2 separate regions of the Homo sapiens genome follow, and region 1 is linked to region 2. A link is an interaction called in ENCODE POLR2A ChIA-PET data of the cell type or tissue named here. Cell type or tissue: B cell. All regions are shown on one strand. Each heading gives the region's core, and the rest is flanking DNA. Links, peaks and the distances in the headings are about the cores only.

Region 1 (4,405 bases), core at 127-4,126, 170 kb before region 2:
TACCCTACGCATCCCCTCCTCCTCCCAACAATCTCTAGGCATTCACTGTTGATTAGTTTGCATTCCCTAGAATTTTATATGAAAGTAACCATACAACATGCATTCTTGTTTTGTCTGGCTTTTTTTTCACTCAGGAATTATTTTGAGACACGCCCAGATTGTAGCATTCGTTAACAGTTCATTCCTCATTATTGCTGAGTAGTATTCCATTGTATGGACATATCACAATTGTTTGTCCGTATACCCATTGAAGGACATTTGGTTGTTTCCAGTTTTTGGCTATTATAATAAAACTGCATGACCATTTACGGCTAAGTCTTTATATAGATATATGCTTTTATTTCTCCAGGTAAATACATAGGATTAGAATGGCTAGATCACGGGGTAGGTTTATGTCTAACTTTTTTTTTCTTTTTTCTTTTTTTTTTTTGAGACACAGTCTCTCTCTGTTACCCAGGCTGGAGTACAGTGGTGCAATCTTGGTTTACTGCAACCTCTGTCTTCAGGGTTCAAGGGACTCTTGTGCCTCAGTCTCCTGAGTAGCTGGGATTACAGGTGTATGATACCACACCCAGCTCATTTTTGTATTTTTAGTAGAGTTGGGGCTTCTCCATGTTGGCCAGGCTGGTCTTGAACTCCTGGCCTCAAATGATTCAAGTGTCTTGGCCTCCCAAAGTGCTGGTATTACAGGCATGAGCCACCGCGCCTGGCATGTCTAACTTTTTAAGATACCATGAAACGGTTTTCCAAGCTGGTTGTACTATTTTACATTCTCATTAGCAGGGTATCAGAGGTCCGGTTTTAAGCATCTTTACTAATATTTGGTATGATTTGTCTTTTTATTTTTATTTTTTGTGAGTTATTGGTATAATTTTTTTTTCTTTTTCAACTTTTATTTTAGATTTAGGTAGTATACATGCACGTTTGTTACCTGGGTATATTGCATGATGCTGAGGTTTGGAGTCTGAATGATCCCGTCACTCAGACACTGAGCATGGTACCCAACATTTAGTTTTTCAACCCTTGCCCCTCTCTCTCCTGGCTCTGGTAGTCCCCAGTGTCTATTGTTGTCATCTTCGTGTTCATGAGTACTTGATGTTTGGCTCTCACTTATAAGCGAACGTGTGGTATTTGGTTTTCTGTTTCTGTGTTAATTTGCTTAGGATAAGGGCCTCCAATTGCATCCATCTTGTTGCGAAGGACATGATCTCATTCTTTTCAATTTGTCTTTTTAGAAGTGTGTTGTTTAATCTCCAAATATTTTGGGATTTTCAACCATCTTTCTATTATGGATTTCTAGTTTAATTCCATTGTGGTCTGAGAACATACTTTGTATGATTTCTATTCTTTTAAATTTGCTTAGGCACATCTTATGGCCCAGAATGTGGTCTGTATTGAATGTTCCATGTGAATTTGGGAAGAATGAGTACTCTGCTGTTGTTGGATGCAGTACTCTGTAAGTGTTAATTAGATACAGTTGATTGATGGTACTATTCAGTTCAACTACAATATGTCCTTACTGGTTTTTCTGCCTGCTGGATCTATCAATTACTGAAAGAAGGGTGTTAAAGTTTCCAATTATAATATTTGTCTATTTCTCCTTGCAGTGCTATCAGTTTTTACCTCATGTATTTTGATGCTGTGTTGTTAGGTATATACCTTTAAGCATTGTTACATCTTCTTGGAGAATTAGCCCCTTTATCATTACACAGTGTCCTTCTTCGTTGCTGAAAACTTTCCTTGTTCTAAATTCTGGCTTGTCTGAAATTAGTACAGTTACTCCAGCTTTATTTTGGTTTGTGTTAGCATGGTATATCTTTTTCCATCCCATTTATCTTCCCTTCCCTTTCTGCTTTCTCTGTTATTAATTGATCATCTTATATGATTCCATCCTCTCTTCTCTCTAAACATGTCAATATACTTTCTTTAAAAGGGCCCTGGGCACTGCCTGGGTCCCTCTCTATGTGCTGCAGCATGGAAATTCTCTCCAAGTGGTAAGCTGAGGTTGTTGTCAGACTCACCTTGGCACTATTGATATTTGGGGACAGATAATTCTTTGTTATAGGGGGCTGAAGTGCATTGTAGGGTGCTTAGCACCATCCTTGGTCTCTACCCACTAATAGTAGCATCCTCAGTTGTGACAATCGAGAATATCCCCAGATGTTGTGAAGTATTCTCTGGGGGCCAAAATTATGCCCAGTTGAGAACTACTGATTTCGAGATTTGAACACAGACTCTTCAACCTGACACGCCTCCCTAATATGTTCCTGTCTAACCTTTCCCAGTCTCATCACCTAGACTTTTGCTCATTCCATTCTCTAGCCAAAAAACTACTTGCTGTTCTCCTATCATGCCTTAAACACCAGTGTCCCTGTGCCCCTTTTGTGCTGTTCTCTCTGCCCAAAATGTCCTCTCCCATCTCTCTGTCAAAATTCTCCCCACTTTAAAGACCCACCAAAAATACCAAATTTTCTACAAAGCCCTTTTGATTTTCTAAGCTGATATGATTTTCCTCTACTAGTTTATTTGTCTCACACCCCTATCCACCTTAGTAATGGTAAGCTTCTTAATGCATATTTTCCCTTCTGCACACGTATTGTGGCTTTTGCACACATGGTACTGCCCTTCACTGCACATAACAGGTGCTCAATATATATTAACTGAATTTTTAGTTTTTACATATTGAGGTTCCTTTTAAAATATAAATCTGCTACCATTCAATAATAAAAGACAACCCAATTTAAAATGGGCAAAGGATCTGAATAGATATTTCTCCAAAGAAGATCTACAAATAGTCAATAAGCACATAAAAAAGATGTTCAACATAATTAGTTATTAGGGAAATGCAAATCAAAACCACCATGAGATACCACTGCACATCCACTAGGATGGCTATAATAAAAAAGACAGTTAATATCAAGTGTTGGCAAGTATGTGGAGAAATTAGAATTCTCATACACTTCTGGCAGGAACATAAATGCTTTGGTAAATTCTTTGGTAGACAGTCTGGCAGTTTCTCAAATGGTGAAATATAGTTACTATATGTTGTAGCAATTCCACTCCTAACTATAGACAGACCCAAGAGAAATGAAATTTGTGTCCACACAAAAACTTGCATACAAATATTCATAGCAGCATTATTCATAATATTCACAAAATGAAAACAATGCAAATCCATCAACTGATTAAGGAATACATAAAAGGTGATATATTCATACAATGGCATGTTATTAGCCAACAAAAAGAAATAGGTACTGATATCTGCTACAATGTGAATGAACCTTGAAAGTATTATGCTAAGTGAGTGGAACCAGTCACAAAGGGTCACAAATTGTAGAATTTCATTTTATTGAAATGCCTAGAGTAGGCAAATCTATAGACATGGAAATCAGATTTGTGGTTGCCTAAAACTTGAAGGATGGGAAGACTATGGGAGGGTGGCTGTGGGGTATGGTATTTCTTTTTGGGAGTAATGAGTGTTCTAAAACTGATCATGGTGATGGATGCACAATTCTGTGAATATACTAAAAGCCATTGAATTGTCTACTTTAAATGGGTGAGTTGTGTGGCATGTGAATAATATCTCAATAAAGCTCTTTTTACAAGGCATATCTTTTAATTAAGATTCCAAAGAGAAATATGTAATATTTAACATATGATCAATATATAAAAAAAGTTGATAAAAAACAAAAATCCCTTTCTATGAGAAAACAATTGGACAGCAAAGCCAGTTCTCTTGGCAAGAAGAAAATTGCTGAAGCTTTCACAAATCTGCCTGTAGAGTAACAGATGAATTCTACTAGGATGGGTTTTTGCTATTTTTGCTAAGACAACCTTTTTGGCACATCGTTATTAAGCTTTGACTCATTACCATTTGTGACAACACTGATAAAGGTCCCACCTAAGAACACTCCTTTACTCTATTTCATACTGTGTTATTAGAATATGTATCCAAGCCTTGTCTTTGCAAATAGCCAGAATAGCCATTACTTCCTGCATTCATAACGTGATCATCCTGAGCTAAATAAGGTGGATTCTCACACAGAGAACAAGTACTTGAGGCAAACTAATTAAAAGACAGACTTGAAGATCAGACCTGATATAGTCCCCTCTGTTTTCCAGACAGGCACTCCTGAATATAAATACATACCCCTTCCGATACATTGTTATCTGTTAGATGTCTTTGTGCAAACTAGAGTAGATTTATGTTTTGTTTCATGGGTGGAGACACTCAGAGAAATAGGAACAATGTTTTGGGGAATTCTAAACCGATTTTTAAAATCATGCCTGTTACCTGCTGAAAAAAACTTTATATTCACAAAAAAGGTAGAGTCAATTGGTTATTTAATATATTGTAAATCTACTTGTGATATTATTGTGATCTAGATTAGTGCAAACTACTAGG
Region 2 (4,405 bases), core at 160-4,159:
CAACTGCATTACTCTTTCATGAGTATAGATAGGCTTTCTTAGTCAGCTTGGCTGCTATGACAAAATAGCTTAGACTAGGTGGCTTATAAATAGAAGAAGTTTATTTCTTACAGTTCTGGAGGCTGGAAAGTTCAAGATCAAAGTGCCAGCAGATTTGGTGTGTGGTGAGGGTGGCTTTTTGGTTCTTAGATGGTACCTTTTTGCTGTGCCTTCACATGGTAGAAGGAGCAAGGCAGCTCTCTGGGGCCTCTTTTAAAAGGGCGCTAATTCCATTATCTGATCTAATCACCTCCTAACAGCCCCATCTCCTAATACCATCACATGGATGATTAGTTTTTGACAGATGAGTTTTGGTTGTGAGGGAGGATCACAAATATTCAGACATAACAATGGTACAAATCTAAAGCAGGAAGATTGATTTCTAGTACCACCCACAGCATGAGGAAGTCAGGGTTCCCTTGCCTTATCTCCCCAACCTGACTGTAAGATTCTTGGGTGTGGGTTGGGGGACAGGCACTAAGTCCTACACATCTGTGTGTTTCACTCAGCACAGCACAGGGCTGAGCACATGGTGGGCATTCAGTGAAGACTTACTCCCAAGTGGAATCCAAAGGCTGTTTGCTGAGTTGGAGGGAGAACTGGACCAAGAGTCAGAAGATGAGGTCCTGTCCCTGGTATTGTCTTTAGCTTGGCATGTGCTTTTGAATGATCTTCTCTATGTCTCCGGGCTCTGGTTCTTTTAGGCATAAAACAAGGAATTTAGATTAGAATTTATGATTTTCAACTTGAGCCCTTTAGGAAAGCGGGAGAAGTAAGAAGAGATAGAGTCCAAATAGGTAGGACCCCAGATGTATGTCACCTACTTGAAAGAGATCACATGCAGCAGCTTTCTCTCTCTGTATCTTAATAGTCAATTAACATGATTCTGACCCCATGTATCTCTGACCCCTCATTGAATGGAGAAGTCCATTTTCCTATGGCTATTCTTCTCCCAGGATGTTCTTGGGGACTCCTAGGCTTGCTACTCTGACCCAGGACATCAGCCTGGTTACTGTGGTCAGAAAGTCTGGTCAATCTGGCTGCAGATCTGCTGTCCCCTGCCATCAGGGTTGTCATGATGCCACTGCTGAAAGCCAGACTGTCTGACTCAGCCACAAGCTCTTCTGCTCATTGCCATCCCTGCCCTGGCCCCATATCTCAAGGAAAAACCACTCCTTGCACATTTTCTCCAAGCCCAGATACAGTCCTCTCCCTCCCCTAAAGAAGTCTAACTAAGGGTGGGCTCCATGACCCAGCCTAGTGGTCCTCAGCGCATTCCCCAGAGTCCCAGGTATTCACTTTTATTAACTCCATTGGGGGTAATGTTTTAGTTTGTTCGAGCTGCTGTTACTAAAATACCGTAGACTGGGTGGCTTAAACAATAAGCATTTATTTCTCACAGTTCTGGAGGCTAGGAAGTCCAAAATCAAGGTGTTGGCAGATTCGGTGTCAGGTGAGGGCCCACATCCTGCTTCATAGATAACTGTTATCTCTCTGTGTTCTCACTTGGTAGAAGGGGTGAGAGAGAGCTCTCTGGGGCTTTTTTCAAGGGTACTAATCTTAGTCACAAGGGCTCCACTCTTATGACTTAATCACCCCCACAAACTTTCTAATATCATCGAATCAGTGGTTAGAATGTCAACCTGTGAATCTTGAGAGGACACAGATATTCAGTCCATGACAGGTAGGGAATGGGGAGAGCTAACAGTCCAGTATGCATTTCTCTCTAGGAAAAACCATTTTTCTTCTGCTTTCAAGTGTACATTCTGGCTTGGAAGCTCACTTTACATGTCTCTCTTTGGCACATACATGCAAATATAAGAAGACCTCACAGTTTCCTCCAGGGACAATGAGTGGGGACTTATCTTCCTTTGATGGAACTGAAAGGCCTATGAGCTTCCCCAAATAAAGAGGGGAGAGGCTCCAAAGCAAATGGCAGCCTCTGCTTCTAGAAAGCAAAACTAAAAGTCACCCCCAAAGTTAACAATTCCATTACTGAAATTTAAAACAAACAAAACCCCTCTTTACCAGATATTCTACTGTATCCGATGTCCTGTGTTAGGTGTTTTTTTTTTTTGAACAAAGTTTTTAAAAAGTTTGGAAGACATCAGAGGTTTAAAGTCTAGTAGAGGAAGAAAGAGTAATAAGGAAACAAAACTAGAGGGCATAGGATAGAGCTCCCTTGTGTGGTATCAGAAGGCAGCCCTGGGAAATGGAAGGAAAGAGAGATTGGGTGAGGGAAGATTGGGTTTGGGTACCCTAGAGGCTTCTTGGAAAAAATGAAATTTGAACCAGACCTGAAAGGATGAATCTGCTTTGGAAAAGCAGAAGGGAGAACATTCAAGTACAGTGTCTTGACCTGCAATGGCTAGGAGGTGTGGATGAACATGTGTTTGTGAGAAGGTGAGGGGACCCAGAGGGCAGCACCAGGTGTCTTCACTCCCTTTCACTAGCTGGGATAGAAGAGGCTTCATCTCCTGTGGCAACTCTGGTCAATTGCAGTGGCTGCCTGGAGTGCTGGGCTGAGAACAGTGTTAAGGACACACAGTGCTCAGCAGCGAAGAGTGCTGTCATTGATTAGTGATGTCTGCTGCAGGTGTGGGAGGGGAGAGGAGTAACATGTGTTTCAAGAACATGCCAGTTTTTCCCTAGACACTGTTTGGTGCATATTCCAAAGGACCTCCGGTGTGGGGAGAGTTTTATTCCTTTTTCCTCTCTTGAATTACAATCAATAAATGCTGAGAGCAACATCTGTGACTTTAAACGCTATCTTATCACCTCTCTGCCAATTTCTCAACTCCAAGTGTGCCAATTCCCCTTTGTCACTTTTCAGGCTGCTCAGAGAAGTCAGGGTCTTTGTCTCTGCTGCCTAGGTGCAGGAGAGAGCAGTCTTTCAACTAGGCACAAATAACAACATTGACTCAAGAGAAGGCTTTGAAGGCACTGAAGAGGGGAAGAGAACAGGGGAAATTCCAGGCACGGACATTTGCTAATACTCATGTGAGTATGTTATTACATAATGTGTGGCACTGGTCTTGCATTGCCTCATGTCCCCAAGTCTTATCTCTCTATCAAGGTTGTAAGTCCCTTGAGGTCAGAGACTGTGCTGTGTTTATCTTAGGGAGTTGGAGGGACAGGAACTGAGTTCGTGCTATTTGTGTCTCTACAATTCTTTGCAGATAGTGGACGCTGTATCCTTCACAGTGATAGATGCTTATAAGATGACTTTTAAATTGCTTTGAAAAATAGAGAGAGGAGTGGAAGGGGAATATTATGAAATTAACCTGTGGTCCTTGAGTCAGAGCAACTGGCAGAATAGAACAATGTGCCATTCACATCACCCCCTTTCTGGGCTTTTTCTTAGGGCCTGAGCCTCCTCTCAATTCATAGGACCTTCTCTTGAGGGTGGAGGAGGATTGTGGGCAGACAAAGAGAGAACTGACTGGATAGGGCACCTTCACAAATGTTTTTCCTGAAGCCTACAGAATGGCATTTTTCTGTTTGTGTTGAAGTTGTCCAACCGGTATTTTCAAATGATGGATTTCTGGAAAATTGGAGCCTGGAGGGTGACTTTTCATAAGATAGGCTCTGATCTTTGATCCATTTAAAAAACTGCATACTGGTAGGAAGACTGCATCGCTGCAGCAAGAAAGTAACCTGGCACACATGGTAAGAAGTTGCTGGGGTGAGTCCATATTGTGGCATTAATGATGAAGTTATATGGTACAATTGTGGAAGGAGCAAGGGTGCTGAGGGCTACATCAGGTCACAGAGAGCAAATGAATTAGACACGTAGAGTATAAAGTGGAAGGCCAGGTTAGTCCAAGTGCAAATGCTTTCTAAAATTAGGAAATAATCTTGAAAGTACAGTACACCTTGACATTAGATGGGAGGTGACATCCACAGAATATTTACAGATATCATTATGTGGGTCTTTGACTTTGCAACTTCTTAAATGATCAATATTTAAATATTTGGTGAACAAACATTATAGCAAATAAGACTGGAAAAATTCTCTTTACTTTCAGATTTTGCATTATAGCTATTTTCCCAGGAGGATTGAGAGATGAATAGAGAGCTTAAGCAAGTCATCCAGCATCGGAATTTAGAGCTTAAAGGGAACACTAGTGTATGAGCTAATCCTACCCCCTTTGGATCGTAGTTGAGAACAATGAGACTCAAATGGCTAAATGGCTTGAGTTAGTGGCCACACTTGGCTCAGGACTCAGCATTCCTGACTCCAGGTCTAGGCACTGTCCACCTCACCTCCCTGACCTCTGGGTGAATAGGAGCTCAGCTGGTTTTGGTTCCTCTGAAGCCTTTAATGGAGCCCTGGCTATTGCTCTGCTCTGAAATGTAATCTCAC

Evidence for each region. Peaks named below come from ENCODE experiments on the same cell type or tissue, not always from the same donor. Only the 100,000 strongest peaks of a DNase experiment are listed, where the experiment ranks them.
Region 1: POLR2A ChIA-PET joins it to region 2 with 5 read pairs; 2 of 35 experiments call an interaction of 5 or more read pairs at or near these places.

Annotation. Positions count from the first base shown.
Region 1 is chr2:136,036,965-136,041,369 of GRCh38, forward strand. No RefSeq gene overlaps it. Among named protein-coding and RNA genes, the nearest start is that of DARS1, 54 kb to the left of the region's middle. In B cell, for the core only: no CTCF peak of the experiment used is centred there; no DNase peak of the experiment used is centred there.
Region 2 is chr2:136,211,429-136,215,833 of GRCh38, forward strand. No RefSeq gene overlaps it. Among named protein-coding and RNA genes, the nearest start is that of CXCR4, 95 kb to the left of the region's middle. In B cell, for the core only: no CTCF peak of the experiment used is centred there; DNase peaks (open chromatin) are centred at 1,137, 1,863, 2,473, 3,033 and 1 weaker place; H3K27ac peaks cover 3,468 bases.